2 separate regions of the Homo sapiens genome follow, and region 1 is linked to region 2. Evidence: read pairs that join two places in POLR2A ChIA-PET (ENCODE). Cell type or tissue: Panc1. All regions are shown on one strand. Links, peaks and the distances in the headings refer to the core of each region. The heading gives the core; the rest is flanking DNA.

Region 1 (15,499 bases), core at 6,587-9,086, 1.1 Mb after region 2:
ACCAGTCTGCTACGGGTCCCCGAAAGGGCCTCGTTCCCCCAGCCCAAGAGAGTGGCGAAGAACCGGAGGGAGCCACTACGGCATTCTACCTCACCCTCTTTGTGCCCTGCCGCAAACCCAAACAACAAAAATGAAGCGTCTGGAAGGCCTCTCAGTTAGCCTTGGACATGTCCGACCCCTGTAGGTGTCGACTGGATGCCCTCCAGGTTCGGATGGCGAAGGATTGGGAGTCCTGAACTCAAGTCTTGCAGACAGGCCCGCGATTCTTACCTTGCAAGATGGGAAAGAGAATTAAGGTCCCGGCTTCCGGTCTATAAGCAATCATGGGAAGTGCGAGTCTCACTTCCTTCCGGATCTGGGGCATCATGGGGAATGTAGTATTTCCCCGTTAAGAAAAAAGTAGTAAATCCTAGGCCGGGTGCGGTGGCTCACGCCTGTAATCCCAGCCCTTTGGGAGGCCGAGGCAGGAGGATCCTCTGAGGTTGGCAGTTCGAGACCAGCCTGGCCAACATGGTGAAATCCCGTCTCTACTAAAAATACAAAAGGTAGCCGGGCGTGGGTGGTGCGTGTCTGTAATGACAGCCAGTCGAGGCGCGGAGGCAGGAGAATCACTTGAATCTGGAGGTGGAGATTGCAGTGAGCCAAGATCGCGACACTGCGCTCTAGGCAACAGAGCAAGATTCTCAAAAAAGAAAAAAAAAAAAAAAAGGGCCGGACACGGTGGCTCACGCCTGTAATCCCAGCACTCCAAAGATCGTGCCACTGCGTGCCACCGCACTCCAGCCTGGGAAATAGAGCCAGACTCAGTCTCAAAACAATAACAACAACAAAAAAAAGAAAAAAAGAAAAAAAATTAGCCGAGTGTGGTTGTTAGTGCCTGTAGTCCCAGCTATTCGGGAGGCTAAGGCGGGAGGATCACTTGAGTCTTGGAGGTCTGGGCTGCAGTGCAGTGAACTCTAATCTTGTCACTTGAGATTAGGTCAGTGGTCCCCTCTTCCCTTACCTTGGATTTAGCGGCTGACTACTTCCTCTTGTACATGGCCTTTCTCATTCCCGTCCTCCGGCCTGGCCTACAGAATGAGACTCTGTCTTAAAAAAAGTAAAAAAAAATTAAAGTGAGGATAACAATAGTAACTTACTTCATAAGGATGTTGGGAACATTAAATAATATATACAACAGTACTGAGAAGCATATTTGATTATTTGATGGATGGTAAATGCTACATAAGTGTTAGCTCTTTTTTTTTTTTTTTTTTTTTTTTTTTTTTTTTTTTTGAGATGGAGTCTCGCTCTGTCACCCAGGCTGGAGTGTGGTGGCACGATCTTGGCTCACGGCAACCTCTGCCTCCTGGGTTCAAGTGATTCTCCTGCCTCAGCCTCCCAAGTAGCAGGGATTACAGGCGCACACCACCATGCCCAGCTAATTTTTTGTATTTTTAGTAGAGACAGAGTTTCACCATGATGGCCAAGCTGGTTTTGAACTCCTGACCTCAAGTAATCCACCCGCCTCAGCCTCCCAAAGTGCTAGGATTACAGGCGTGAGCCACCGCACCTGGCGAACTGTTAGCTCTTGTTATTGTCACCATCACCACTACAATCATCTGATCATCAACATCCTAGTTGTTGTCAAGTATTCTGCTAAAGTTTATGCATGGGAGATAATAGGCAATATTGCATACAATGTGCCTTGCTTTATTTCATTTAATTCTCCCAACAACCTGTGAATGATACTATTATGAGGAAACTGAGTCTCAAGGACATTAAGTAACTTGCTCACAGCATAGATCTGATTCCAAAGATTGCACTCTTAACCATTAGGCTGCAAGATTAAAGAGATGATTAATGAAGATGCATGAGAGTTTTGCTCATGTTAGAATTAAAAATAAGAATATTTATTATCTTTTACAAAATACACAACACAGTATATGTGATAGTTCTTTACTGCTTCAAAGCCCTTAAGCCAACATGTACACATTTGTAATACCTTCTAGCTTGCGTTTTCCATTTTCCTCCATTCGTTTCTTTCTGGTTGCTAGAGCTTTTCACCTTGATTTTTTCAGATCGAAACCACCTGCTTCATGGCTGTGTCTCTGGGAATCATTTAGCCTTTTTCTGGTTCTGATTCACTGAGGATACAAATACAATGATCAGATGAACACTGCCCTTTTTTTTGAGAATGGGAATGTCAGCAGCTTTATTTGTTTAGCTTCCTCAGCAAAGCACCTCTTAGAAACTTCAACTGCAGAAAATGTACCACAATGAATGAATGAGATGCACAGTTGCTTACGTGGGCCCCTCAAAATTGCTGGCAATCTCAGATAATTTCACCTAGTGAACGCCCCAAAATATGTGTTGAATGACCTGTCATTAAAATAAAAACGTAGATGAACCCCCTCTTGTGTTTTGTTGCGGTATTGCAAAATTTACAATTCATTAGTTGGGCAAAATACCATGTTAGTTATAAAGTAAATGTTTTTATTAAGTTTAGTTTTGCCATATATAAAATTCTCTGAAATTTGTGCAGCACTTTAATCACAAAGCAGACATTTTTGCAGACACTTAATCTTTTTTTTTTTTTTCTGAGATGGAGTCTTGCTCTGTCGCCCAGGCTGGAGTGCAGTGCCGTGATCTTGGCTCACTGCAACCTCTGCCTCCTGGGTTCAAGCCATTCTCCTGCCTCAGCCTCTTGAGTAGCTGGGATTACAGGTGCCCGCTACCACACCTGGCTAATTTTTTTTTTTGAAACAGAGTCTTGCTCTTTTGCCCAGGCTGGAGCGCGGTGGCATGATCTCGGCTCACTGCAACCTTCGCCTCCCGGGTTCACGCCATTCTCCTGCCTCAGCCTCCCGAGTAGCTGGGACTACAGGCGCCCGCCACCATGCCTGACTAATTTTTTGTATTTTTAGTAGAGGTGGGGTTTCACTGTGTTAGCCAGGATGGTCTCGATCTCCTGACCTCGTGATCTGCCCGCCTCGACCTCCCAAAGTGCTGGGATTACAGGCCTGAGCCACCTTGCCCGGCCAATTTTTTGTGTTTTTATTGGAGACAGGATTTCACCATGTTGGCCAGGCTGGTTTTGAACTCCTGACCTCAGGTGATCTGCTCACCTCGGCCTCCCAAAGTGCTGGGATTACAGGCGTGAGCCACCTCGCCCAGCCTAATTTTTTTTTTTTTTTGGAGACAGAGTCTCGCTCTGTCGCCCAGGCTGGAATGCAAGGTGAGATCATGGCTCACTGCAGCCTTGACCTCCTGGGTTCAAGCAATCCTCCCACCTCAGCCCCCTGAGTAGCTGGGAGTACAGTGCACACCACCATACCTGGCTAATTTTTTTACATTTTTTGTAGAGACAGGGTCTCACAATGTTGCCTCAGCTGTATTTTTTGTTTGTTTGTTAGGCAGTAAATCTTTTAAAGCCTGGCCAACATGGTGAAACCCCATCTCTGCTAAAAATACAAAAATTAGCCAGGCATGGTGGTGCATGCCTGTAATTCCAGCTACTTGGGAGGCTGAGGCACGAGAATCACTTGAACCCGGGAGGCAGAGGTTGCAGTGAGCCGAGATTGTGCCACTGCACTCCAGCCTGGGCCACACAGTGAGACTCTGTCTCAAATAAATAAATAAATAAATAAATAAATAAATAAATAGAAAAATATCTTTATATGTGTTATGTATGTGTGTGAGCCTGTGTATGGGATGAGTTTGTGTGTTTGTATATGTATAAAGTGTGGAAAGACATACACCAAACCATTAACACTGCTGGGGATTGGGATATGGAGTACGTATGCATCAAGGAACAGAGAAAATTACTGTTTGTTATTTAGTTTGTTGCAAGGAACTTGTATTGCTTTTGTAATTGAGAAAGAAATTCAAATAAAGTAATGGCTATTATCTGAATTAATCTCTAAATGAATATATCTTTTTAAAATTAAGATGGAGTTGGCCGGGTGCGGTGGCTCACGCCTGTAATCCCAGCACTTTGGGAAGCCAAGGCAGGTGGATCACGAAGTCAGGAGATCGAGACCATCCTGGCTAACACGGCGAAACCCCGTCTCTACTAAAAAATACAAAAAAATTAGCCGGGCATGGTGGCGGGTGCCTGTAGTCCCAGCTACTCGGGAGGCTGAGGCAGGAGAATGGTGTGAACCCGGAAGGCAGAGTTTGCAGTGAGCCGAGATTGTGCCACTGCACTCCAGCCTGGGCGACAGAGTGAAGACTCCATCTTAAAAAGTAAATAAATAATAATAATAAAATAATTCAGATTGAGGTTTTTTTGTTTTGTTTTGTTTTGTTTTGTTTTTGCTATGTTGCCCAGGCTGCCAGTCTGGTCTCAAACTCCTGTCTCAAGAGATCCTCCTGTTAGCTACCATGCCCGGCCATATAAATGAATATGCCAGGCACTACTCCAGGCATATAAAGATGGGAAGACCGGCCGGACATGGTAGCTCATGCCTGTAATCCTAGCACTTTGGGAGGCGGAGGCAGGATGATTGTTTGAGCCCAGGGGTTTTAGACCAATCTGGGTAACATGGCAAAACCCTGTCTGTATTAAAAAAAAAAAAAAAGGAAGACAATGACTTTGTCTTAAAAGGAGATCATAATCTAAAGAAAGACACAGAACAACAATGACAGAACCCACAATGATGTTGAAATGTGTTAGGTGCTGATAGAAGCATGAAGAGGCAGCCCCAGGAGCATAGGAAAGGAGTCTCTCTTTTATTCTCAAAAAGTGAAAGAATGTTTTCTGGAGGAGCTGCTTAAGTTGGAGTTTAACCTTGCATGACTGTTTTCCAGGTGGAGAAGGGTTTGAAGAGTATTCCAGGCAGTAGGAACTAAATTTTGGAAGACAGGGATGCAAGAAACAGCTAGAAGCCTTTAGAAACTGCTAGATTATGTGAGGGTGTTGGCACAGGCCATATCTAGAACGGACTGATGTGCTAAGGGAAGGAGTTCAACTTAATGCTAGAGGGTTTGAACCTCCTTCATACAACAGGGGAGGGGAGTGACGTGATTAGATTTGTATTTTTAAAAGATTATTCATTCTAGCTGCAGAGTGTGCAGAATATAGGAAACACTAGGAAGGTAGTAGTTCCTGCACTCAAAGAGCTAATAGTTTACTTTGGAAAAGAGACAAATGATAGCCAGCTTTTATCAAGTGCTGACTTTGCCAGACACTGTTCTGAGTATTTCACAAACCTATCCTATGGTAGGATTTTGATTCCTACTTTGCAGAGAAGGAAACAGACACAGAGGAGTCAAATGACTTGCTTATAGACACCCAGGCAGCTAGATCAAGAACTTAATTGGCAGCCAGGCGCCGTGGCTCACGCCTGTAATTCCAGCACTTTGGGAGGCCGAGTCGGGTGGATCACGAGGTCAGGAGATCAAGACCATCCTGGCTAATGCGGTGAAACCCTGTCTCTACTAAAAAAATACAAAAAATTAGCCGGGCGTGGTGGCAGGTACCTGTAGTCCCAGCTACTTGGGAGGCTGAGGCAAGAGAATGGCGTGAACCCAGGAGGCGGTGCTTGCAGTGAGTCGAGATCACGCCACTGCACTCCAGCCTGGGAGACAGAGTGAGACTGTCTAAAAAAAAAAACAAAACAAAAAAAACCCACAAAACTTAATTGGATGCTTCCTATATGATACGGCTCTTAGATTTATAGTGTAGCATGTTAGGTTCTAAGGATAGGTGTCTTGGTGACCATCTGACCTGCACTAGAGAATCGGGTGAGGCTTGTATTCCAGAGGAAGTGGCTCCTAGCCTGAGATCAGAGGCATAGAGTTGATGTGGAGGACAGTCAGGAAGAACCCTCTGGGGAAAGAAAGCAGATTGTTAAAAGGCTCTACGCTGGGAAAGAATATGGCATATTGAGGGGAGCTGAAAGTCATTCAGCATGGCTGGGTCATAGAGAATGAAGCGAGTAGTGGGGAGACGGGGTGGTGAAGTGATTGGGGACCAGAGTTAAAAAAACTCTGGTGCATTGGCTCACGCCTGTAAATCCAAGGCCTTGGGAGGTCAAAGTGGGAGGACTGCTTGAGGCCAGGAGTTCAAGGCCAGCCTGGGCAACATAGCAAGACCTTGGGTCTAAAAAAATTTTTTTAAACTTTTTTTTGGGCCGGGCATGGTGGCTCACGCCTGTAATCCCAGCACTTTGGGAGGCTGAGGTGGGTGGATCACTTGAGGTCAGGAGTTGGAGACCAGCCTGGCCAACATGGCGAAACCCTGTCTCTACTAAAGATACAAAAAAAATTAGCTGGGCATGGTTGTGCGTGCCTGTAATCCCAGCTACTTGGGAGGCTCAGGCAGGAGAATTGCTTGAATCTGGGAGGTGGAGTTTGCAGTGAGCCGGGATTGCGCCACTGCACTCCAGCCTGGGTAACAGAATGAGACTCCAACTCAAACAAAACAAAAAACTTTTTTTTTTTTGTAGGGACAGGGGTCTTACTCTGTTGCCCAGGCTGTTCTTGAACTCTTTGGGCTCAAGAAATCCTCCCACCTAGGAGTCCCAAAACACTGGGATTACAGAGGTGAGCCACCACATCCAGGGGGATAAACCTTTTTTTTTTTTTTTTGGACTTCATTCTAAAATCAAGGAGAAGCCATTGGTGAATTCAATGTAGGGAGTGACTAGTTTTGCAGTTTTTTTTTTTTTTTTTTTTGAGATGGAGTCTCGCTCCGACGCCCAGGTGGGAGTGCAGTGGCGCAATCTTGGCTCACTGCAAGCACCACTTCCTGGGTTCAAGCAATTCTCTTGCCTCAGCCTCCTGAGTAGCTGGGACTACAGGTGCCTGCCACTGCACCCAGCTAAATTTTGTATTTTTTTTTTTTTTTTTTTTTTTTGAGACAGAGTCTCGCTCTGTTGCCCAGGCTGGAGTGCAGTGGTGTGATCTTGGCTCACTGCAAGCTCCACCTCCTGGGTTCACGCCATTCTCCTGCCTCAGCCTCCCGAGCAGCTGGGACTACAGGTGCCCACCACCACGCCCAGCTAATCTTTTGTATTTTTAGTAGAGATGGGGTTTCACTGTGTTAGCCAGGATGGTCTCGATCTCCTGACCTCGTGATCCGCCCGCCTCAGCCTCCCAAAGTGCTGGGATTACAGGCGTGAGCCACCGCGCCCAGCCCTAAATTTTGTATTTTTAGTAGAGATTGTGTTTGACCATGTTGGCCAGGCTGGTCTCAAACTCCTGACCTCAGGTGATCCACCCACCTTGGCCTCCCAAAGTGCTGGGATTACAGGTGTAAGCCACCGCACTTGGCCACAGTTAATTGTATTTTTAGTAGAGACGAGGGTTCACCATGTTGGCCAGACTGGCCTCAAACTCCTGACCTCAGGTGATCCACCTGCCTTGGCCTCCCAAAGTGCTGGGATTACAGGCATGAGCTACCGCGCCCCGAGTGACCCGCCTAGTTTTGTAGTTTAGATTACTCTGGCTACTATGTGGAGATTGGATTAGGAAGTTTAGGCCTGCAGGCCTGAGATCAGTTAAAATGTAGCTTGTCATCTAGCTGGCCAGGATTTAGGGAGAGGGACAACTGCTTGTTAAATGGCTCTTATGTGAATTAAATTGGCATATATTAAAGGTGATCTTTGTAAGGAGCACATGATGCTGAAGCAGTTAGCACACAGTATGAGACTCACTTGTATATGAATGAAATGGGCAAGCATTAAAAAAATGAGGATTTTGGAGCTATACAGATATGGGTTAAACTTATGGCTCTGCCATTCACTAGATCTGTAGCCTTTATTTATTTATTTTTGAGAAAGAGTCTCACCCTGTCACCCAGGCTGGAGCGCAGTGGTGCAGTCTGGGCTCACTGCAACCTCTGCCTGTCCGGTTCAAGCAATTCTCCCACCTCAGCCTCCGGAGTAGCTGGGACTACAGGTGTGCGCCACCAAGCCCGACTAATCTTTGTATTTTTAGTTGAGACGGGGTCTCACCATGTTGGCCAGGCTGGTCTTGAACTCCTGACCTCAAGTGATCTGCTCTCCTTGGCCTCCCAAAGTGCTGGGATTACAGGCGTGAGCCACCACGCTCAGCTAGATCTGTAGCCTTCAATGAGTCATATGCGCATCAATCAAGTAAAAGCTCTACTCTTCTCAATCTGGTCTGAGCTACCATTATTCCCAGACCAGAATACTATAGTATTCCGTATTTTGACTGGCTTCTCTGTTTCTGGCCTTGCTCTCTTGCTCGAGCTTCACAGAGTGTCCAAAGTAATACTTCCGTACCACCCGGCCCGGCTTTTTTTTTTTTTTTTTTTTTTTTTTTTAAGAGACATGGTCGCACCATGTTGCCCAGGCTGGTCTTGAACTCCTAGGCTCAAGCAATCCTCCTGCCTCAGCCTCCCAAAGTTCTGGGATGAAGGCGTGAGCCACCATACCTGGCCTGAGTGCAGTGGCGCGATCTCGGCTTTCAGCAGCCTCGACCTTCCAGGCTCAAGCAATCCTCTCACCTCAGCCTCCCGAGTAGCTGGGACTACAGGCGCGCGCCACCACGCCCGGCTAATTTTTGTATTTTTTGTAGAGATGGGATTTCACTATTTTGCCCGGGCTGGTTCCCAACTCCTGGACTCAAGCGATTCGCCCGCCTCAGCCTCCCAAAGGGAAGTGCTGGGATTTCAGGCGTGTGCCACCGCTCCCACCCCAAAGTAGTATTTATTGTAATTATTATTATTATTTTGAGACGGAGTCTCGCTCTATTGCCAGGCTGGAGTGCAGTGGCGCGATCTCGGCTCAATGCAACCTCTGCCTCCCGGGTTCAAGCGATTCTCCTGCTTCAGACTCCCAAGCAGCTGGGACTACAGGCGCCCCCCACCACGCCAGGCTAATTCTTGAATTTTTAGTGGAGACGGGGTTTCACCATGTTGGCCAGGATGGTCTCGATCTCTTGACCTCGTGATCCGCCCACCTCGGCCTCCCAAAGTGCTGGGATTACAGGCGTGAGCCACCGCGCCCAGCCTATTATTATTTTTTTAGGCAGTGTCTTGCCCTGTCGCTCAGGGTGTAGTGCAGTGGCGTGATCACGACTCACTGCAGCCCCGACTTCTCGGGCTTAAGTTATCTTCCCGCCGCAGCCTCCACGCCCGGTTAGTTTTTTGCATTTTTTGTAGAGATGAGGTCTTGCTTTTTTGCCCAGGCTGGCCTCGAACTCCTTGGCTTAAGCGAACCTCTTGCCGCAGCCTCCCAAAGTGTTGGGATTACGGGCGTGAACCACCGCGCCCAGCCTACTATCTTTATCTTACAGAAAGAAAAGAATGGAGGAAACCGAGGCTCGGAGACAGTAGGTAATTTCCCCAAGGTTCCACAGCTAATGAGTGGAGCGGCGATTTGTGGAACGAAATGAATGAAATCGATGTGGCAGCGGGCCCGGACGGGTCGGTGGCGTAGACGCGGAGCGCGCAGCTCACACCTGGCGGCCGCGGTTTCCAGGAGGAAGCAAGGATGCTTTGGACACTGTGCGTGGCGCCTCCGCGGAGCCCCCGCGCTGCCATTCCCGGCCGTCGCTCGGTCCTCCGCTGACGGGAAGCAGGAAGTGGCGGCGGGCGTCGCGAGCGGTGACATCACGGGGGCGACGGCGGCGAAGGGCGGGGGCGGAGGAGGAGCGAGCCGGGCCGGGGGGCAGCTGCACAGTCTCCGGGATCCCCAGGCCTGGAGGGGGGTCTGTGCGCGGCCGGCTGGCTCTGCCCCGCGTCCGGTCCCGAGCGGGCCTCCCTCGGGCCAGCCCGATGTGACCGAGCCCAGCGGAGCCTGAGCAAGGAGCGGGTCCGTCGCGGAGCCGGAGGGCGGGAGGAACATGACATCGCGGAGGTGAGGAGCCCCGAGGGGCCCGGCGCGGGCCTCGGCCCGGCCACCGCCGCGTTCGGTTAGCCCCGTCCGGAAGGGGGCGCCCCGGCCGGGCTTCGGGCTCCCGCCCCGGGTCGGGGTTGGGGGCCGGTTCCCTCCTCGTCCCCTCGCCCTCCAGGGGCCGGGGGCCGGCCCCACCGCGCCCCCACCCCTCGGGTCCCCATTCATTTCCTGCCTCCCCGAGTTCCGGCTGCGGCAGCCCCGGGGATGCCCGTCAGGCCCGGGGCAGGTAGAGCCGCCGAGGGAACCACGGGTGCCAGCGGCCAGGCTCAGCGCCGCATTCCTGACCCATTGCCTCATGAGAATTGCCTCATGGTGATTCCGAAATAACCCTGCTCACTTGGGGAGGCTCCTTGGGACACGAGAGGGGAGTTGCGCGGGGCCGGGCCCCCAGTGGTCTAGTCGTTCTGGCTCACTGTGCCACTTTCGTGCATTTGGGGACTTCACGCAGGACCCCTGACCCTTTTATATGCCTCTTTGTGTCTTCTTTTCCTCCTACCCCTCACGTGCCAGAAATGGAAAAACTGACTGTATCTGCAGCCACTAGAAGTATTTCCTTCCTCTGCGATCTTCGCTTTGGGAGATGGAAAGGAAGGGAGCCGCATCTCGTTATTTAATCCTTCACTGCAACCTTAACAGTCAGGTCACTTTACTGGTACCCGTTTTATGGATGAGGAAACCGAGGCCCAGAAGCAACATGCTAGTAAATGACAAGATTTGAAACTTAGGAGGATTAGTGAGTTAATGAGATCCTTTGAAAGGTCAGGGTAATACTACTACTAATAGCTAACATTTGCTTAGTTCTGACCACAGCCCTATCAGATGGCTACTATTATCCCCATTGTAAAGATGAGTAAACCGAGTTTCAGAGGTTAAGTAAATTGCCTAACCTCACAGCTAGTAGGTGGTGGAGACAGAATCCCTACTTTTAATCACTATGTTGCTTCTATTATTTTGTAACTATTGCTAACCATTTGTAAGCCTTAATTTTGTTGTCAAACAGTAGTGTGACCTGTTGTTTTCAGATAGTGATCCTGCTATTTTGTATAGTCACTCTATATACCACTCACACTTAAGACCCATTGTCTATTCTTTTCCATGATTGTTCAATTATGGTCACTGTCTCAGACATTTAAAAAACGATTCAAGCTATTGAGGCTATTTGAATGAGATTTTCTTTTCTTTTTTTCTTTTTTTTTTTGGAGACGGAGGCTCACTCTGTTGCCCAGGCTGGAGTGCAGTGGCGCAATCTCGGCTCACCACAATCTCCGCCTCCTAGGTTCAAGCGATTCTCCTGCCTCAGCCTCCCAAGTAACTAGGACTACAGGCGCACCACTATGCCCGGCTAATTTTTGTATTTTTAGTAGAGACAGGGTTTCACTATGTTGGCCAGGCTGGTCTCAAACTCCTGACCTCGTGATCCGCCCGCCTTGGCCTCCCAAAGTGCTGGAATTACAGGCGTGAGCCACCGTACCCAGCCTGAATGAGATTTTTCAAAATATTAGGAATGTCTCCTCCAAACACACCTGGCATGTTATTCATACATGGATCTGGAATTTAAAAAGGGGAGAAAAAGAAAACTGAGAACTCGTAGGAAGTGAGTGACTTGGACAGGTCGGTTGGCAAGTGCTTACAGATCTGGGTAATATATAACTGCATTTCAACAGAACAGTGTATAGCCTCAAATGTTCTAATTCTTTAGGGAGCTTTTAAATAAACAGTTGTCTATTCTTTAATCTGTCAAATAGTCATTGAGCCTTTTGTTCCTGGTGTCTGCTCTTCCAGACAAGTAAGGATCTGCTGCTTTAGGAGACATCAGACGGGGCTGGGGGTTGGGAAAAGGTCTGGGTAGTAATAGACCCTACATTGTCCAGTTTGTTCATTTAGAAGCATAGAAGTGTGGGCATAGTCAAAGTAGCAAGTGGTAAAGATGACAGTTTGAAATGGAGTAATTCCTTCTCCCCTCCAGCCCTGGTATTATGCACCACCCAAAAAGCCGGGTTATGAACATAATACACATAATTTTGAATGATTCATTATTTTTTGGATTATAAGCCTGTTTTATTTGTTAACCAGCCTTAATGAGGTATAAATGACATGCAATTAATTGCATATATTTAAATGTACAATTTGATCAGTTTTGACATACATATACACTTGGGAAACCACCACCATAGTCAAGATAATGAACACATCTATCACCCCTGGTAATTTTGCCTTATGTTCTTTATAATCCTTCCTTTGTTCTTAGGCAGCCACTATTCTGCTTTCTGTCACTATGTATTAGTTTGCATTTCCTAGAATTTTATTTTTAAAAATTTTAAAATTGTTTGAATAGAGATGGGGTCTCACTGTGTTGCCCAGGGCAGTCTCAAACTCCTGGGTTCAAGTGATCCTCTCACCTTGGCCTCCTGAAGTGTTGGGATTATAGGCATGAGACACCCTGCCCAGCCCTAGAATTTTATTATTATTGTTATTATTGTGTTTTTTTGAGATAGGGTCTCACTTTGTTGCCCAGGCTGGAGTGCAGTGGTGCAATCACTGCAGCCTTGTTTTCCTAGGCTCAATCCATCCCCCCTCCTCAGCTTTCCGGTTACTGGGGCTACAGGTGTGCACCACCACACCCGGCTAATTTTTGTATTTTTTTATAGAGACAGGGTTTTGCCATGTTGGCCAGGCTGGTCTCAAACTCCCGGGCTCAAGCGATCTTCCTGCCTCGGCCTCCCAAAGTGCTGGGATTACAGGCATGAGCTATTGCGTCCCGCCTTCAAATTACTTTAACCTAGTATTAATTCATTCAACAGGAAGTTAATGAGCCAGGCAGGATAAAGCAGTAAGATAGGAAAATATTGCTATTTTCATGGCTGAGAGAGAGCAGACAAACACATGACTAAATAGGGCAATTTCAGGTAGTAATAAATTCTAGGAGGGAAAAAATCCCACAGAAATGTGAGGATGGGAGAATGCAGTTAGTTTTGATAGGTGGTTTAGAGAAGGTGATCGTGTGAGCTGACACCTGAATGACAATTAGTAGTCTGAATTTTGTTTTGCTTAATTATCAAAATAACTCCTCTTGGGTTCGGCTTTTATATGCATCCAGTAATTAAAATGTAAGTATATTCAATGTACTGATATCTCTCAGCATCATAGGTAGGAAAACTAAGGCATTCAGCAATTAAGTGACTCCTCCCTTGATCATGTAGCAGTGATAGTACTGGATTTAGATTTTGAGGTTGCTTCTCTGCCCTTTTCTGCCTTTGTGAAACCAACAAAGCTGCCTGTATTTTCCAACTCTTCCTTCAGCATGTGGTACCTCCTTTACATCTGTTTTTGTTGCTCTGAAATCCATACGCGACGATGAGCTGAGAGGGGCAGAAAATTGAGCTTGTTCTGAGACTGGAGGCTTTTGGTTTATCTCTTGCAGGTCAAGTACATTTTGTCCTGGGCTCTCCCTGGTGGCCACGTTTGTTTATCTCCTGCGGGAGTAAATAAACTTGCCTTGCTGAAAAATAACAGTTCTGTGTCTTTGCAGTGGAAACTGGGATGTCTTTATTAACGTTAGGTCCTGATGTAAGGCCAAGTTTTTGGTTAGAGTTGCTCAAGTGCAGAGGCCACTGCTAAGATGACTTACCCCTCGTGTCCATGGTCAATGTGGAGACTGTTATGAGTGGCACATGATGCTGGAAAAGCAGAGCCAACTCATGTTTGTAATTGTCCTAGCAGGCCGTGGTGTACTTTGTTAGGCAGCCACAGAACAATAGAGAAACTCAGCTTATTCCCCTTCCCTCTGGGAAACACAGACAGTACTTGCCATCCAACGCCAATGTTTTTAAGGAAGAAAGAGGCAAAAAGTGATGTTGGCAAGGTCTCTGGGAGTTGTGGACCCCAACCAAGGATTGGAGACCCTGAAATGGATTCAGATGCCCTAAAATGCAGCCCAGTTCATTACTATGAATTTTGGAGGACTTTGTGCCTTGAGCAAATGTGTATATGTGACGCTCTTTGACAACACTGAAATAGGAAAAATACTATCCATGTTCGCGAGGAGCACTGAATTTAGAGAGGGAGACAGACTTTTATGCCAGCATCAAATGAATTTGATAAAGCTAGTACCAAAATGAAATTTGAAATTTTTTTTTTTTGAAATAGAGTCTTACTCAGTCACCCAGGCTGGAGTGCAGTGATACAATATTGGCTCACTGCAACCTCCACCTCTTGGGTTCAAACAATTCTTGTGCCTCAGTCTCCTGAGTAGCTGGGATTACAGGTGCGTGCCACCATGTCTGGCTAATTTTTATATTTTTAGTAGGGATGGGGTTTCACCATGTTGGCCAGGCCGGTCTTGAACTCCTGGCCTCAAGTGATCTGCCCACCTTGGCCTTCCAAAGTGCTGGGATTATAGGCATGAGCTACCACACAAGCCTGAAATTTGAAATGTATTGGTATAGAATATACTGTTTAGAATGTATGTGTATATATGTATATTTGTATACTCATATAAACACAAATACACATTGTATGTGTTTCTGTAATATGTATATCTGTCTACACATACATGTATATACACACATACAATGTCTTTTTTTTTTTTTTTTTTTTTTGAGACAGGGTCTTACCCTGTTGCCCAGGCTGGAGACTGCAGTGGCATAATCTTGGCTCACTGCAGCCTCGACCTCCTGGGCTCAAGTGATCCTCCCATCTCAGCCTCCTGAGTAGCTGGGACTGACTACAGGCACGTGGCATCAAACTTGTCCAATTTTTCTATTTTTTTGTAGAGTTAGGGTCTTGCTCTGTTGCCCAGGCTGGTCTCAAATTCCTGGGCTCAAGCTGTCTGCCTGCCTCGGCCTTCCAAAGTACTAGGATTACAGATGTGAACCACTGTACCTGGCCTTTACAATGTCTATTTTAAAGATAATGGTTCAAGTTTTTATCATCCCACTGGCCTACTCTAATGAAACATCTATCCATTCATTGAAGAATTATTTATGGTGGGATAACTCTGTGCCAGGTACCGTGCTAGGCATTGAGTATTCCAGGTTTTAGGAAACAGCACATGCAAAAGTGCTGAAGTGGGAGAAGATCTCGGAGTGATTGAAGGCTAGGAGAGAGCAAGTGTGGGAGCTGTGAGGCTGGGAAGGTGGGAGGTAGGTGGGAGCAGACCACATAGGGATTCTTAATGTCTTTAGTGTCATGTGGACCATGGAGAGGAGTGTAGATTGTATTTTTAGAGCAATGCAAAATCATAGAAGGATGTGATCGGGGGAGTGGCATGAGCTGATCTATTTAAAAATATTTCTCTGGCTGCTGTGAAGGAAGGATTGTAGGAGGCAGGAGTAGATTCAGGGAGATGAGACAAGTGATGAGAGAGGCTTTGAACTTGGGTAAAAGTAGTTTGTGGAAAGTCTTTTTTGGAGGTAGTTTTTGTTTATTGCCTTGTCATCAAAGCAGAGATGCTGACCAATGAAACTCCATGAGAAAATAGTGATTTATAAAGACATATCTATGCACTGCCATTAAAAAGCTGCTTGGAAAAAAAGGATAAAAAGCTGCTTTAACAACTTTTTTTTTTGAGATGGGGTCTTACTCTGTCACCCAGGCTCACGACCTCAGCTCACTGCAACCTCTGCCTCCCAGGCTCAAGCATTCTCCCACCT
Region 2 (15,499 bases), core at 6,527-9,026:
TCATCTTTAAAATGGGGACTGTGGGAGGCCGAGGCGGGCGGATCACCTGAGGTCAGGAGTTAGAGACAAGCCTGCCCAACATGGCGAAACCCTGTCTCTACTAAACATACAAAAAAATTAGCTGGGCGTGGTGGCGCACGCCTGTAATCCCAGCTACTCAGGAGGCTGAGGCAGGAGAATCTCTTGACCACAGGAGGCAGAGCTTACAGTGAGCCGAGATCACACCACTGCACTCCAGCCTGGGTGACAAAAGCAAAACTCCATCTCAAAAAGAAAAAAAAAAATGGGGACTGTATTAGTTTTCCTTTCTTAGGGTTGTGTGAGGATCAAATGAGGTCAGTGTAATCCTGAAAGATCAGCCATCATTACAGCAAATATTATCATTATTACCTCCCTGTTGCAGTTCTGCGCTGTCACAAACGACTCTGCTGGTGTGGCTGTCCCTCCGTCTGCTGTGGGGGCTTCTTGCAGCCAGGGACCGAGTTCCATCCTCACACCCAGCACAGCGTAGACTGACTGAGACCCTGGACTCCGGTTTCAAAGCCCTCTTCCATTTTTGCAGTGTCTGCTGCCCCCTGGTGGCTGCTCCGAGCAGGTGTCCTGAATCCCTCCAGTTGCCGCCAGGAGCCGAGATGTTTCCCAATCAATGGCCCTCCCTCCTGCCTGGTCCCCGGGAGGGGTGAGGGGATAAGGGATTACCCGGCTACCCTGCCCCACCTGTAAAATCCCCTGAGCCTAATTTCCCTCTTGGTCAGTTCCAGTAGCAAGAGAGATGCAAGACAGAGAAGGATGTAATTATGCAGTAAACATTTATTAAGCACCTACTGTGGTCTAGACACAGATTTCAGATATGGGTGAGACATGATATGGAGATGAAAAGAACCATGAGAAATAACTAGCCAGGGCTGGGTGTGGCAGCTAACTCCTGACCTCGTGATCCACCTGCCTCGGCTCCCAAAGTGCTGGGATTACAGGCGTGAGCCACCGTGCCCAGACCATCTTCTCATCTGGGCCTCTGGGAGGCCGAGGCCAAGGCGGGCAGATCACCTGAGGTCAGGAGTTTGAGACTAGCCTGGACAACATGGTGAAACCCCGTCTCTGCTAAAAATACAAAAATTGGCTGGGCATGGTGGTAGGTGCCTGTAATCCCAGCTATTTGGAGGCTGAGGCAGGAGAATTGCTTGAACCTGGGAGGCAAAGGTTGCAGTAAGCGGAGATCACACCACTACACTCCAGCCTGCGCAACAAGAGCAAAACTCAGTCTAAAAAAAAAAAAAAAAAAAAAAAAAAAAACCCCATCTCCTCTAAAAATACAAAAATTAGCTAGGTGTGGTGGCACACACCTGTGGTCCCAGCTACTCAAGAGGCTGAGGCAGGAGGATCACCTGAGCCCAGGAGGCAGAGGTTGTAGTGAGCCGAGATCTCATCACTACACTCCAGCCTGGGTGAGAGTGAGATGCTGTCTCAAAAAAAAATAATAGAAAAAGAAATAACTAGCCAAAGTCTCCCACTAAACCGACAGGACAACTGAGGCTAGGGAGGGAAGACATGAGTTCAGTTACACAGAGACAGAGGGAAACCCCAGGTCTCTCACCTCTTTATACAGCACTTTCTCCTGGGGGTCGGAAGCAGGCACCAGGGCAATGTCAAAGACAGCATCGCAGCAGAGGAAAACGTTTGCTCTCCATGGGCCAGCCAGTAGTCTTATATTCAGGGTCTAGGAGTTCAGCAAGAGGAAAAATACAAAGGTTATTGCCCCATACCCCTGGCAAAAAAAATGAATGCTAAGCAGTGGGCACATGAGCCGCTGCCAGGGAGGAAATGAATGTGACTAACTGCTCAATCACGAGTTCTACTTCTGGGATTGGAAGGAAATGTCCAGAATGGGGACAGGGGTTTATATATAAGCTGTTCCATCATTGTTCATAAGAGTGACAAACTGGAAACAAAACAACCTAAGTGTCCAGCAGTGGGGGATCTGGTAAGTAAAGCAGATAATATCCCTTTAGCAGCATGTGCAGCCCTTAAAGGTAGAACTTTTAATGATAAGAAAAAATGGGGCCGGGCACAGTGGCTCACGCCTGTATAATCCCAACACTTTGGAAGGCCAAGACAGATGGATCACTTGAGGTCAGGAGTTGGAGACCAGCCTGGACCACATGGCAAAACCCCATCTCTACTAAAAATACAAAAATTAGCCAGGCATGGTAGTAGGAACCTGTAATCCCAGCTACTCAGGAGGCTGAGGCAGGAGAACCACTTGAACCTGGAAAGCAGAGGTTGCAGTGAGCCGAGATCGCGCCATTGCACTCCAGCCTGGGCAACAGAGCAAGACTCGGTCTCAAAAAAAAAGAAAAAATTTAGCTGGGCATAGTGGCAAATGCATGTAGTCCCAACTACTTGAGAGGCTGAGGCAGGAAGATCGCTTAAACCCAGGAGTTTGAGACTAGCCTGGGCAACATACCAAGACCCTGTCTCCAAAAAAGAAAAAAAGAAAAAAAACACTCATGTTGATACTAAATGGGGACAAACCAGACTACACTTCCACATATCGAGTATGATCATGCGATGCATGTAGTTTAGAAAACAGACTGGAAGGGAATACATGAGAATATTTCACGTGGTTGCTCCTAAGAGACAGTAAGGGTGACTTTCATTTTGATCTTGACTTTTTGTGCTTTTTTTTGCATGCTCCTCTGTGCTCCCATAGTAGGCAAGTATGAGTTTTTTTTAATCGAGGTAAAATTCTCATAACATAAAATTAAGCTTTTTTTTTTTTTTTTGAGACAGAGTTGTGCTCTTGTTGCCCAGACTGGAGTGCAGTGGCGCAATCTCGGCTCACCACAACCTCCGCCTCCTGGGTTCAAGTGATTCCGCCTCAGCCTCCCGAGTAGCTGGGATTACAGGCATGTGCCACCACGCCCGGTTAATTTTTTTTTTTTTAATTTTTAGTAGAGACGGGGTTTCTCCGTGTTGGTCAGGCTGGTCTCAATCTCCTGACCTCAGATGATCCGCCTGCCTCAACCTCCCAAAATGCTGGGATTACACGCTTGAGCCACCGCGCCCGGCACTTCTTTTTTTTTTTTTTTTTTGACAGAGTCTTTAGCTCTGTCGCCCAGGCTGGAGTGCAGTGGTGTGATCTCGGCTCACTGCAACCTCCACTTCCCAGGTTCAAGCAATTCTCCTGCCTCAGCCTCCTGAGTAGCTGGGATTACAGGTGCGTGCCACCACGCCCAGCTAATTTTTGTATTTTTAGTAGAGACGGGGTTTCACCACGTTGGCCAGACTGGTTTCAAATTCCTGAGGTCAAGTGATCGGCCTGCCTCAGTCTCCCAAAGTGCTGGGATTACAGACGTGAACCACCACGCCCGGCCAAAATTAACCATTTTAAAGTGTACAATTCAGTAGTAGTTAGTATAGTCAGTGTTATGCAACCATCATCTCTCTCCAGTTCACACATGTTCATCACCCCAGAAGGAAACCCTATACCCATTAAGCAGTGCTTCTCCTTTCCACTCTCCCCCCAGCCCCTGGAAACCACTGATCTGCATCCTGTTTCTGTGGATTGACCTGTTCTGCACATTTTGTGTAAATGGAATCATATCATATGTGCTACCTTGCGTCTGGCCTCTTTCACTCAGCCCCATGTTTGTAAGGCTTATTCCTGTTGTAGCCCCTGTTAGTGCTTCATTCCTTTTTATGACAAAATAATGTTCCATTGCTATATTACTTTTTAATTGGAAAAGCAATGAAAATTATTTTTAATGGGTCTAAGAGGACCCACTAGGATGAAAGCTACACAGAGATAATGAAGAAGGGGTTACATTGATCTGGCTTTCTGCAGAGCTAGAGAGACTCTGGTGTCGGGAACGCTTCTCTGAGGGCAGAGGGAAGCACCTTTTCATTTACTGGTTAATTGTCATTCCTCAGGGCACAGATCCATCTATTATCCTTGGTTCATGACACACTCTCAGGGCTGCCGCCTGCATGGCCTTCTCTCAGGTGTCTGTGTGTATGTGTGTACACACGTGCATATATATATATGTGTATATATGTGTGTGTATATTCATGCATTCATTCATTCGTTCACTCATGTAAATGACAGAATGAACCTCTGGGAACATATTGCCCAACCCAAGATTTAGAAAATTCCCAATAACTGAGATCTGGCATTTTCCTCCCCATCCCACCCCTGCCTTCCTCTCCCAGAGATGTCTTTCATCCTAAAATTTTGTCCTGTTGTTCCTTTGTGTTTGCCATTTGTAGAAAAGGTTTTTCACTAAATCATATAGTGTTTATGTTATTTGTTATGGAACTTGATAGAAAACATGTGATACCGACCGGGCGCGGTGGCTCACACCTGTAATCCTAGCACTTTAGGAGGCCAAGGTGGGCAGATCATTTGAGCTCAGGAGTTTGAGACCAGCCTGGCTAACATGGTGAAACCCGATCTCTACTAAAAATACAAAAAAAAATTAGCCAGGCCTGGTGGCGAGTGCCTGTAATCCCAGCTACTCGGGAGGCTGAGGCAAGAGAATTGCCTGAACCTGGGAGGCAGAAGTTGAGGTGAGCTGAGATCACGCCACTGCACTCCAGCCTGGGCAACAGAACAAGACTCAGTCAAAAAGAAAAAAGAAAAAAGAAAACGTGATACTGAGTGCCATCTTATTGGACTTGTTTTTGTTGTTGTTGTTGTTGTTATTGTTGTTGTTTTTTGAGATAGGCTCTCACTCTGTTGCCCAGGCTGGAGTGCAGTGGTGCAAACATGGCTCACTGCCACCTCGACCTCCCAGGATCAAGTGATCCTCCTGCCTCAGCTGGGACCGTAGGCATACACCACCATGCCTGGCTAATTTTTTTTTCTTTTTTCTTTTTTTTTTTTTTTTCACTTTTTTGTAGAGTCAGGGTCTCATTTTGTAGCCTAGGCTGGTCTTGAGCTCCTGGGCTCCAGTAATCCTCCTGCCTCACCCTCCCAAAGTGCTGGGATTATAAGCATAAGCCACTGCTCCCAGCCTTCACCTGCTTTTTTCACTCAATATTATGTTATTAGGATTCACACAAAGGGCACGGTAGCTCATACCTGTAGTCCTAGCTACTCGGGAGGCTGAGGCAGGAGAACCACTTGAGCCCAGGAGTTTGAGACCACAGAGAGCTATGATCGCACCTGAGATCGAGCCACTGCACTCCAGCCTGGGAAGCATAGCAAGACCACATCTCTTTTTTTAAAAAAAAAAAAAGATTCATATCTGATTTTGCATAAGGACTTCCTTTTTCACTGCTGCATAGTGTTCCATTGTGTGATCATCCCACTATTTTTTTTTCTAGAGATGGATGTCTCATTCTGTCACCCAGGTCGGAGTGCAATCTTGGTTCACTGCAGCCTCGAATTCCCAGGCTCAAGCAATGCTCCCAACTCAGACCCTGAGGTACAGGTGTGAGCCACCACGCCTGGCTAATTTTTGTATTTTTTGCAGAGACTGAGTTTTGCCATGTTGCCCAGGCTGGTCTCGAACTCCTAAACTCAGACAATTTGACTGCCTCAGCCTCCCAAAGTGCTGGGATGACAGGTGTGAGTCACTGTGCCTGGCCCATCCCACTGTTTTTGATCCATTCTCTGCATGGGCATTTGGATTCATTGCTATTAGAACAAGTGAAGGGCTGGGCACAGTGGCTCGAGCCTGTAATCTCTACACTTTGGGAGGCTGAGGAGGGCAGATCACTTGAGCCCAGGAGTTTGAGACCACCCTGGGCAATATGGCAAAACCCCGTCTCTACAAAAAATACAAAAATTAGCTGAGCATGGTGGCACATGCTTGTAGTCCCAGCACTTTGGGAGGCCCAGGCAGGAGAATCACTTGAAGCCAGGAGTTTGAAACCAGCCTGGGCAACATGGCAAGACCCCATCTCTATGAAAGAAAGGAAGGAAGAAAGGGAAGGGAAATGAGGAAGGAAAGAAATATTTTTAAAGAATTTTTTTTTTAAAACAGAACAAGTGAACAAGCCACTTTTCTGTGCCTTCGTGTTTTCTTTGTCTTTGAACATTTACATGGTTGGATCATTGCCTATGTAAAAGTCAGGTCAGGCCGGGCACTGTGGTTCATGCCTGTCATCTCAGCACTTTGGGAGGCTGAGGTGTAGATCACTTGAGCTCAGGAGTTCAAGACCAGCCTGGCCAACATGGCAAAACCCTGTCTCTACTAAAGCTAAATAGCTGGGCATGGTGGTGCACACCTGTAATCCCAGCTACTCAGGAGGCTGAGGTAGGAGAATTGCTGGAAGTGGGGAGGCAGAGGTTGCAGTGAGCTGAGATCGTGCCATTGCACTCCATCCTGAGCACCAGAGTGAGACTCCATCTCAAAACAAAACAAAACAAAAGTCAGGTCTGTGTTTGCATTGCATTATCCGCATGAGCATGTTCTCTGCATATGCCAAAACCTCACTGTCAACCGAATTTTGGGTGGCTGCCTAATATTCTGCCACAGGGAGGGATCATAATTTAGTTAGCCAATCCCCAGTTGCTGGACACAGAGGTTGCCTGGACACCGTGCTGGCATCAACAGGGATGCTGTGAACATCGTCCCCTGCATGCCGAGCCCTGACCCTGGGCCTCGGGCCGTCCTGTCCCCCTCCCCGCAGGCGAGCCCAAGACCTCGGTGGCCCCGCTGAGCATCGCCAACGGCACGACCCCCGCCAGCACCTCGGAGGACGCCATCAAGAGCATCCTGGAGCAGGCACGCCGTGAGATGCAGGCGCAACAGCAGGCGCTGCTGGAGATGGAGGTGGCGCCCAGGGGCCGCTCGGTGCCCCCCTCGCCCCCGGAGCGGCCATCACTGGCCACCGCGAGCCAGAACGGGGCCCCGGCCTTGGTGAAGCAGGAGGAGGGCAGCGGGGGCCCCGCGCAGGCGCCGCTCCCGGTCCTGTCCCCCGCCGCCTTCGTGCAGAGCATCATCCGCAAGGTCAAGTCCGAGATCGGCGACGCCGGCTACTTCGACCACCACTGGGCCTCCGACCGCGGCCTGCTCAGCCGCCCCTACGCCTCCGTGTCGCCCTCGCTGTCCTCCTCCTCCTCCTCTGGCTACTCTGGCCAGCCCAACGGCCGCGCCTGGCCCCGCGGGGACGAGGCCCCTGTGCCCCCCGAGGACGAGGCGGCGGCAGGGGCGGAGGACGAACCCCCCAGGACGGGCGAGCTCAAGGCTGAGGGCGCGACGGCCGAGGCGGGCGCGCGGCTGCCCTACTACCCGGCCTACGTGCCGCGCACCCTGAAGCCCACCGTGCCGCCGCTGACCCCCGAGCAGTACGAGCTGTACATGTACCGTGAGGTAGACACGCTGGAGCTCACCCGCCAGGTCAAGGAGAAGCTGGCCAAGAACGGCATCTGCCAGAGGATCTTCGGGGAGAAGGTGAGTGCAGGGCGGGCCCCCGGTGTCTGGGCTCTGGGAGAAGATGTCGGAGAAGTAGGATGCCCACCCAAGCAGGCTGGCGGGACCCCAGGGGCCCAGGCCCTTCATTCCTGAGTCCTGCTGTCCCTGGGTCCCGCAGGAAGGAGGGCCACTGTTCTGCTCCGTGGTTGTTAAAACCAGGAAATGCTTCCATCCTGGCCAGCAAACAGCCACTTAACTCCCCTCCTCCAGGCCCCTCCAGATCGCCTGAGGTCCAGCCACTAAAGGGTTAAGTGGCAGGACTTGGTGGCTCACGCCTGTAATCCCAGCACTTTGGGAGACGGAGGTGGGAAGATCTCTTGAGCCCAGAAGTTTGAGACCAGCCTGGCCAACGTGGTGAAACCCCGTCTCTACTAAAAAATACAAAAATTAAGCTGGGCACGGTGGCTCACACCTGTAATCCCAGCACTTTGGGAGGCTGAGGCGGGCAGATCATGAGATCAAGAGATCAAGACCATCCTGGCCAACATGGTGAAACCCCATCTCTACTAAAAATATAAAAATTAGCTGGGCTTGGTGTCCTGTGCCGGTATAGTCATGGCTACTTAGGAGACTGAGGCAGGAGCATCACTTGAACCTGGGAGGCAGGGGTTGCAGCGAGCCAAGATCTCGCTACTGTGCTCCAGCCTGGGTGACAGAACGATACTCCATCTCAAAAGAAAAAAAAAAAAGTGTTTGGGATCAGCCTGGGCAATGTAGCAAGACCCCCATCTCTACAAAATAAAAAAAATTAGCCAAGTGTGGTGGTGCACAGCTACTCAGGAGGCTGAGGTGGGAGAATTGCTTGAACCCAGGTGGTCGAGGCTACAGTGAGCCATGATCACACCAGTGCACTCCAGCCTGGGCAACAGAGCAAGACCTCATCCCCCCAAAAATAAATAAAAATTTAAAAAGAAAGGGTTAAATAAAGCTCACCCTAGCCAGGGGACCTCAGTGTTTCCTGATTGGTTGGTGCCCCTGCAATGCCAGTTTTAAGTGTCACCTCTACCTTTAGCAAGGGAATAGGCAAAGGGCCAGGCAAGCTCGGAGGAGGGAGAAATGACTTAAGTGGGAGGTCAGGGAAGGCTTCCTGGAGGAGGGGGGCACTGAAGGATTTTTACATGTAGGGACATTAGGGAGGGTACTGGAGGGGAAGGGCACAGCAACAGCACATGGCAGGCACCTATGAGGAACAAATGAAGGCCGCCTGGACTCCAACAGAGGGGAGGGGAGGGGATGGGAGGCTGGGCATGGTGGCTCACACCTATAATCCCAACACTGTGGGAGGCTGAGTTGGGTGGATCACTTGAGGTCAGGAGTTCGAAACCAGCCTGGCCAATGTGGCAAAACCCCATCTCTACTAAAAATACAAAAATTAGCCAGACGTGCACCAGCCTGGTACAAGTCCCAACTACTAAGGAGGCTGAGGCAGGAGAATCATTTGAACCTGGGAGGCGGAGTTTGCAGTGAGCTGAGATGGTGCCACTGCACTCCATCCTGGGCGACAGACAAAGCGAGACTCTGCCTCAAAAAAAAAAAAAAAAAAAAAAAGGTTGGGGAGGAGAGTGAGGGCCAGGCCCATGTCCCAGGGGCCTGCTGACCTACCCCCCTGGCCCGCCCCTCGCAGGTGCTGGGCCTGTCACAGGGCAGCGTGAGCGACATGCTGTCCCGGCCGAAGCCATGGAGCAAGCTGACGCAGAAGGGGCGGGAGCCCTTCATCCGCATGCAGCTGTGGCTCTCTGACCAGCTCGGCCAGGCAGTGGGCCAGCAGCCTGGTGCCTCCCAGGGTGAGTGCGGGCAGGAGCATCTCAGGGGGTGCTGGCAAACTTCCCACCTGCGCAGTGGCATGTCCGCCTGGCTTTACTGCCCGAGTCTACCTATCTCTCCCTCCCTGCTGCCCTGGCTTTCATCCCAGTCACTGTCATGGCTGCACTGGAACATGGCGGGGGGTCCTGGGGTTTCTCTGCTCCCCTTTCTTCCTTCCTCCAACCAGAGGGAGGCTTCTAGAAGCTGCACGCCTGATGCACTGGGTCCTGGCTTTAAGCCTCCAAGTGGCTCCATGGTGCTCAGAGCAGGTGGAGAATGTGTTTTGCATGTGGAGTCCCACATCTGGAATTGCTCATCGATCTCAGCTCTGTTTCCTGAAGACCTAGCGTGCAGCCTCAGACTCCTTCTTAGCACAGGGCCTTGGGCAGTGCCACCCAGCTGCCCATGATAGCACGAGCAGGCTGGAGTGTCAGCTTTGCCCGGGTGAGGAAACGGAGGCTCAGAGGGATGCCCAAAGTCCCAGAGTCCGGAAGTGCTAGGGGGAGCCCCAGCTCCCTGCCACTGTGGGGACCAGCGGATAAGTCTGCCAGGGCCCTGGTGAGGCACCTACCCGGGCCCTGCACTGGAATGAGGGCACGTGACTGCAAGGAGAGGACATCAGACCTGCCCACTGAGAAGGGCAGAGACCAGGGGAGGCCAGACCCTGAGTCCAAGGATCTGAGCTCAGTCTTGTCAATAGGACAAAACCATATCTCAGGTTCACAGAAACGAGCCAGGTCAGCAGGCCCATATCAACAGGAATATGGACTGGAAACATAATGTCAAGTGACAAAAGCCTCCATCCCAGTGACAGTGCTTACTATAGAAGCTAACACCTACAGGATGAGACTGCACACTGGTGTAGCTGTATGGCTGCAGACTTATGCATTAATATTTAAAAAGAGGCTGAGGACAGGCATGGGGGCTCACGCCTGTAATCCCAGCACTTTGGGAGGCTGAGGCTGGAGGATCTCTTGAAGCCAGGAGTTCAAGATCAGCCTGGGCAATAGAGGGAGACCGTGTCTCTACAAAATATAAAAATAATCAGTTGGAATGGTACGTACCTGTGGTCCCAGCTACTCGGGAGGCTGAGGCAGGAGGATCACTTGAGCTGTGATCATCCCACTGCACTCCGGCTTGGGTGACAGAGTAAGACCTTGTCTCAGAAAAAAGGAGGCCGAGCACAGTGGCTCACGCCTGTAATCCCAATACTTTGGGAGGTGAAGGCAGGAGGATCTCTTGAAGCCTGGAGTTTGAAATCAGCCTTGGCAACATGGCGAAACCTCATCTCTACAAATAAAAAATTAGCCGGGTATGGTAGCATGTGCCTGTAAGGGTGAGGCAGGAGGATCGCTTAAGCCCAGAAGTTCGAGGCTGCAGTGAGCTATGATCATGCCACTGCAGTGCATCTCACACTGCACTGGGCAAGTGAGACCATCTCTAAAAGAATTAATAAAATGAAATGTATAGGCCGGGTGTGATGGCTCACACCTGTAATCCCAGCACTTTGGGAGGCCAAGGCGGGCGGATCACAAAGTCAGGAGTTCGAGACCAGTCTGGCCAACATGGTGAAACCCCGTCTCTACTAAAAATACAAAAAATTAGCTGGAAATGGTGGCGTGCACATGTAATCTTAGCTGCTTAGGAGACTGAAGCGGGAGAATCACATGACCTGGGAGGCAGAGGTTGCAGTTGAACTGAGATCCTCACCATTGCGCTCCAGCCTGGGCAACAGTGTGAGACTCTGTCTCAAAAAAAAAAAAAAAAGAAAGAAAGAAATGCATAAGGAGGCAGCCCCCCAGCTGGGGAGGGAGGTTGCACTGGGCAGGGAGGGGGCCAGGAAGAGGCAGGGCGTGGTGACTTTGCTCTGCTCCTTTCCTATTCTTTTTTTTGTTTTGTTTTGTTTTTGTTTTTGTTTTGAGACAGAGTCTTGCTCTGTTGCCCAGGCTGGAGTGCAATGGCATGATCTCGGCTCACTGCAACCTCTGCCTCCCGGGTTCAAGCGATTCTCCTGCCTCAGCCTCCCGAGTAGCTGGGGTTACAGGCGTGCGCCACCATGCCCAGCTAATTTTGTATTGTTAGTAGAGACGGGGTTTCTCCATGTTGGTCAGGCTGGTCTTGAACTCCTGACCTCAGGTGATCCACCCACCTTGGCCTCCCAAGGTGCTGGGATTACAGGCGTGAGCCACAGCACCTGGCCCTTTCCTGTTTCTTTAAAACAAGAAGGAAGATTGGAAGTGACGGGGGTGAAGTGTCAGCATCGATTACGGTGATGGGTGGAAGGGAGGGGAGGACTTACATATTGTTGTCTGTATATTTCTATATGTTTTTAATAGTTTATAAATACAATGATTTAAAAACTCCTCTCCATAAGGCTGTAACGAGGATTAAAAGCAGCCATGCTGGCCGGGTGGGGTGCCTCATGCCTGTAATCCCAGCACTTTGGGAGGCTGAGGCAGGCGGATCACAAGGTCAGGAGATTGAGACCATCCTGGCTAACTCGGTGAAACCCGTCTCTACTAAAATTACAAAAAAAAAAAAAAAATTATCCGGGCGTGGTGGCAGGCGCCTGTAGTCCCAGCTACTCAGGAGGCTGAGGCAGGAGAATGGTGTGAATCCGGGAGGCGGAGCTTGCAATGAGCCGAGATCCTGTCACTGCACTCCAGCCTGGGCGACAGAGCGAGACTCCGTCTCAAAAGAAAAAAAAAAAAGCAGCCATGCTAATGCTAATGACCGCTGCCACTTACCACACATAGCACCAAGTGGTCAAAGTGCTTTGTCCTGTAATCTTCATGTCAGTCTCCACCAAAGGGACTGTTTATCATTTCCATTTCACAGATGAGGAAATCCAGGGGCATGGTAGTGCAGTGACTTGCCCAAGGCCATCATCCAGTGAGTGGCAGACCTAGGATGAGCACCCTGGGCTGTGGGCCATCAGGCTTCCTGCCCCCTAGGGTCCCGAAATGTGTCTACCCCAGAGCCTACCTGGGAAAAGACTTCCATCCTTTTTTGTTTATAGTGTTGTGGTGGGGAGGGGTGGGTTTTGTTTATAGTGTTGTGGTGGGGGAGGGGTGGGTTTTGTTTATAGTGTTGTGGTGGGGGAGGGGTGGGTTTGTTTATAGTGTTGTGTTGGGGGAGGGGTGGGTTTTGTTTATAGTGTTGTGGTGGGGGAGGGGTGGGTTTTGTTTATAGTGTGGTGGGGGAGGGGTGGGTTTTGTTTATAGTGTTGTGTTGGGGGAGGGGTGGGTTTTGTTTATAGTGTTGTGTTGGGGGAGGGGTGGGTTTTGTTTATAGTGTGTTGGGGGAGGGGTGGGTTTTGTTTATAGTGTGTTGGGGGAGGGGTGGGTTTTGTTTATAGTGTTGTGGTGGGGGAGGGGTGGGTTTTGTTTATAGTGTTGGGGTGGGGGAGGGGTGGGTTTTGTTTATAGTGTTGTGGTGGGGGAGGGGTGGGTTTTGTTTATAGTGTTGGGGTGGGGGAGGGGTGGGTTTTGTTTATAGTGTTGGGGTGGGGGAGGGGTGGGTTTGTTTATAGTGTTGTGATGGGGAGGGGTTGGTTTTGTTTATAGTGTTGTGGTGGGGGAGGGGTGGGTTTGTTTATAGTGTTGTGGTGGGGGAGGGGTGGGTTTTGTTTATAGTGTTGTGGTGGGGGAGGGGTGGGTTTTGTTTATAGTGTTGTGTTGGGGGAGGGGTTGGTTTTGTTTATAGTGTTGTGGTGGGGGAGGGGTGGGTTTTGTTTATAGTGTTGTGGTGGGGGAGGGGTGGGTTTTGTTTATAGTGTTGTGGGGGAGGGGTGGGTTTTGTTTATAGTGTTGTGTTGGGGGAGGGGTGGGTTTTGTTTATAGTCTTGTGGTGGGGTAGGGGTTGGTTTTGTTTTATAGTGTTGTGGTGATGGAGGGGGTTGGTTTTTGGTTTTTTGAGACATAGTCTCACTCTGTCACCCAGGCTGGAGTGGTGAGCCACTGCGCCTGGTCTGTGGTGTTAGGTTTTAACTAACTTTTTTACTGTAGTAAAATTCACATAACAGCTGGGCACCGTGGCTCACACCTGTAATCCCAGCACTTTGGGAGGCCGAGGCGGGCCGATCACTTGAGCCCAGGAATTTGAGACCAGCCTGGCCAACATGGAGAAATCCCGTCTCTCCTAAAAGTACAAAAATTAGCCGGGTGTGGTAGCACGCATCTGTAATCCCAGCTACTCGGGAGGCTAAGGCGAGAGGATCGCTTGAACCCAGGAAGCAGAGGTTGCAGTGAGCCGGATGGCACCACTGCACTGCAGCCTGGGTGACAGAGTGAGACTCTGTCTCAAACAAAGAAACAAACAAACAAAAATCACATAACGTAAAATGTACCTTTTAAACCATTTTTGAAGTATACAATTCAGTGGATCTAATACATGCACAATGCGTGTGACCATCACCTCTGTCTAATTCCAGAATATTCCCACCGCCCCAAAAAGGAACCCCATACCCATCCAGCAGTCATTGCCCATCCTCCTTCCCCCCAGCTCCTGGAATTCCGCTTTCTTTCTGTCTGGATTTGCCTCTTCTGAATGTTTCATATAGATGGAATCCTGTACTACTTGGCCTTCTGTGGCTGGCTTCTTTCAGTTAACGTGTTTTCAAGGCTCATACAGGCTGTAGTATGCATCAGAATTTCCTTCCTTTTTTATGGCTAAATGATATTCCATTGTATGGATAGACCCCATTTTGACTATTTTGAATAATGCGCCTATGAAAATTTGTGTACATATTTGTGTTTGAACCCCCATTTTCAGTTCTTCGAACATATATCTAGGAGTACAGTTGGCTAGATCATATGGTAACTCTTGTGTTTAACTTACTGAGGAAGTTCAAAGGGTTTCTGTTTCTCCAGGTCCTTACCAACATGGGTTATCTCCCATTTGTTGACGCTAGCCATCCTGGTGGGTGTGTAAGTGGTATTTCACTGTAGTTTTTATTTGCATTTCCCCAATGTCTGATTGTTTTGGTTGTAGATTTTATTGTCATGGAAGGATTTGACCACAGGTAGGATAGAGGTAAGCAGAGAAGATGGAGAATGGTGCTCCTTGTGGAAGGAATGGCACAGGCAGCGGCTAGGAGGTGGGACCATGCACGGCCTGGGAAGGGATGTGAGTAGAGGTGGCGGGGTCCCCTGCTCTCCCAGAATAGGAAGCCAAGGCTAGGCACAGTGCGTCACACCTGTAGTCCCAGGACTTTGGGAGGCTAAAGCAGGCGGATCACTTGAGGTCAGGAGTTTGAGACCAGCCTGACCAACATGGCAAAACCCCTTCTGTACAAAATTACAAAAATACAAAAATCAGCTGGGCATGGTGGCAGGTGCCTGTAGTCCCAGCTACTCAGGAGGCTGAGGTATGAGGATGCTTGAGCCTAGGAGGTCAAGGCTGCAGTGAACTGGAGTGAGTGCCTTCCAGTCTGGACAATAGAGCGAGACCCTGTCTCAAAAACAATAATAATAATGATGAGGGAATCAGGCCTGGAGGTGGCTACTGTAGCTGCTGGCCCTAGGGAGAGAGTGGTGATGGCAGAGCCACCCTCACAGCCTCTGCTTGTTCATAACCCACTGGGCCTGGAAGCAAAAGGGTGTATCCATTGCCCACAAAGTCCCACAGAGTCTGGCTGTGGGGCTGGGTGTCAGGACCTGTCCAAGCCCCGCTTGTGTATGCCCTGGCCACTGGGGCGGGCAGGGACCGGCACTGGAACCCTGACCATACCTGTTACTGAAGTTGAGCCAGATGCCACGGGAGGGTTATAAAGCACGCCCTTATCCCCACGTCCACTGCCAGGCGCAGCCCCGGGTATAATCGGCGCTACCTACCGTGGCAGCATCAGTATTCCAGACCCTTCCATCCGAGGTTTCTCAGAATTCTCAAGCAGTCAAGGAAGCCCTGTCCTGTCCCCATACACAGTCCCTGTCTTCCCTCTGTCTCTCTCCTGATCTCTGTCTCTCTCCTCCAATTTCTTTTGTGTGTGTGTGTGTGTGTGTGTGTGTGTGTGTGTGTGTGACAGAGTCTCACTCTGTCGCCCAGGCTGGAGTGCAATGGTGTGATCTCGGCTCACTGTAACCTCCGGCTCCTGGGTTCAAGCAATTCTCCTGCCTCAGTCTCCGAAGTAGCTGGGATTACAGGCACCCAACTAATTTTTTGTATTTTTAGAAGAGACAGGTTTTGCCATGTTGGCCAGGCTGGTCTTGAACTCCTGACCTCAGGTGATCCACCCACCTTGGCCTCCCAAAGTGCTGGGATTACAGGCATGAGCT

Evidence for each region. ChIA-PET counts read pairs that join two places held together with the same protein. Peaks named below come from ENCODE experiments on the same cell type or tissue, not always from the same donor. Only the 100,000 strongest peaks of a DNase experiment are listed, where the experiment ranks them.
Region 1: POLR2A ChIA-PET joins it to region 2 with 13 read pairs; 2 of 35 experiments call an interaction of 5 or more read pairs at or near these places.

Annotation. Positions count from the first base shown.
Region 1 is chr12:112,409,317-112,424,815 of GRCh38, forward strand. RPL6 (ribosomal protein L6) reads right to left here and starts at 289. Exons shown (of 7, transcript NM_000970.6): 1 at 271-289. PTPN11 (protein tyrosine phosphatase non-receptor type 11) reads left to right here and starts at 9,631. Exons shown (of 16, transcript NM_002834.5): 1 at 9,631-9,809. The coding sequence starts at 9,796. RefSeq lists enhancers at 1-99, 8,188-8,836, 8,837-9,484, 9,259-9,518, 9,485-10,132 and silencers at 9,506-9,857, 9,569-10,138. In Panc1, for the core only: no CTCF peak of the experiment used is centred there; no DNase peak of the experiment used is centred there; H3K4me3 peaks cover 409 bases; H3K27ac peaks cover 192 bases.
Region 2 is chr12:111,313,376-111,328,874 of GRCh38, forward strand. It overlaps CUX2 (cut like homeobox 2), which reads left to right. Exons shown (of 22, transcript NM_015267.4): 17 at 6,637-7,400; 18 at 9,046-9,205. It overlaps LOC105369983 (a long non-coding RNA gene), which reads right to left and starts at 6,787. Exons shown (of 4, transcript XR_945341.2): 1 at 6,698-6,787; 2 at 1,595-1,717. In Panc1, for the core only: no CTCF peak of the experiment used is centred there; no DNase peak of the experiment used is centred there.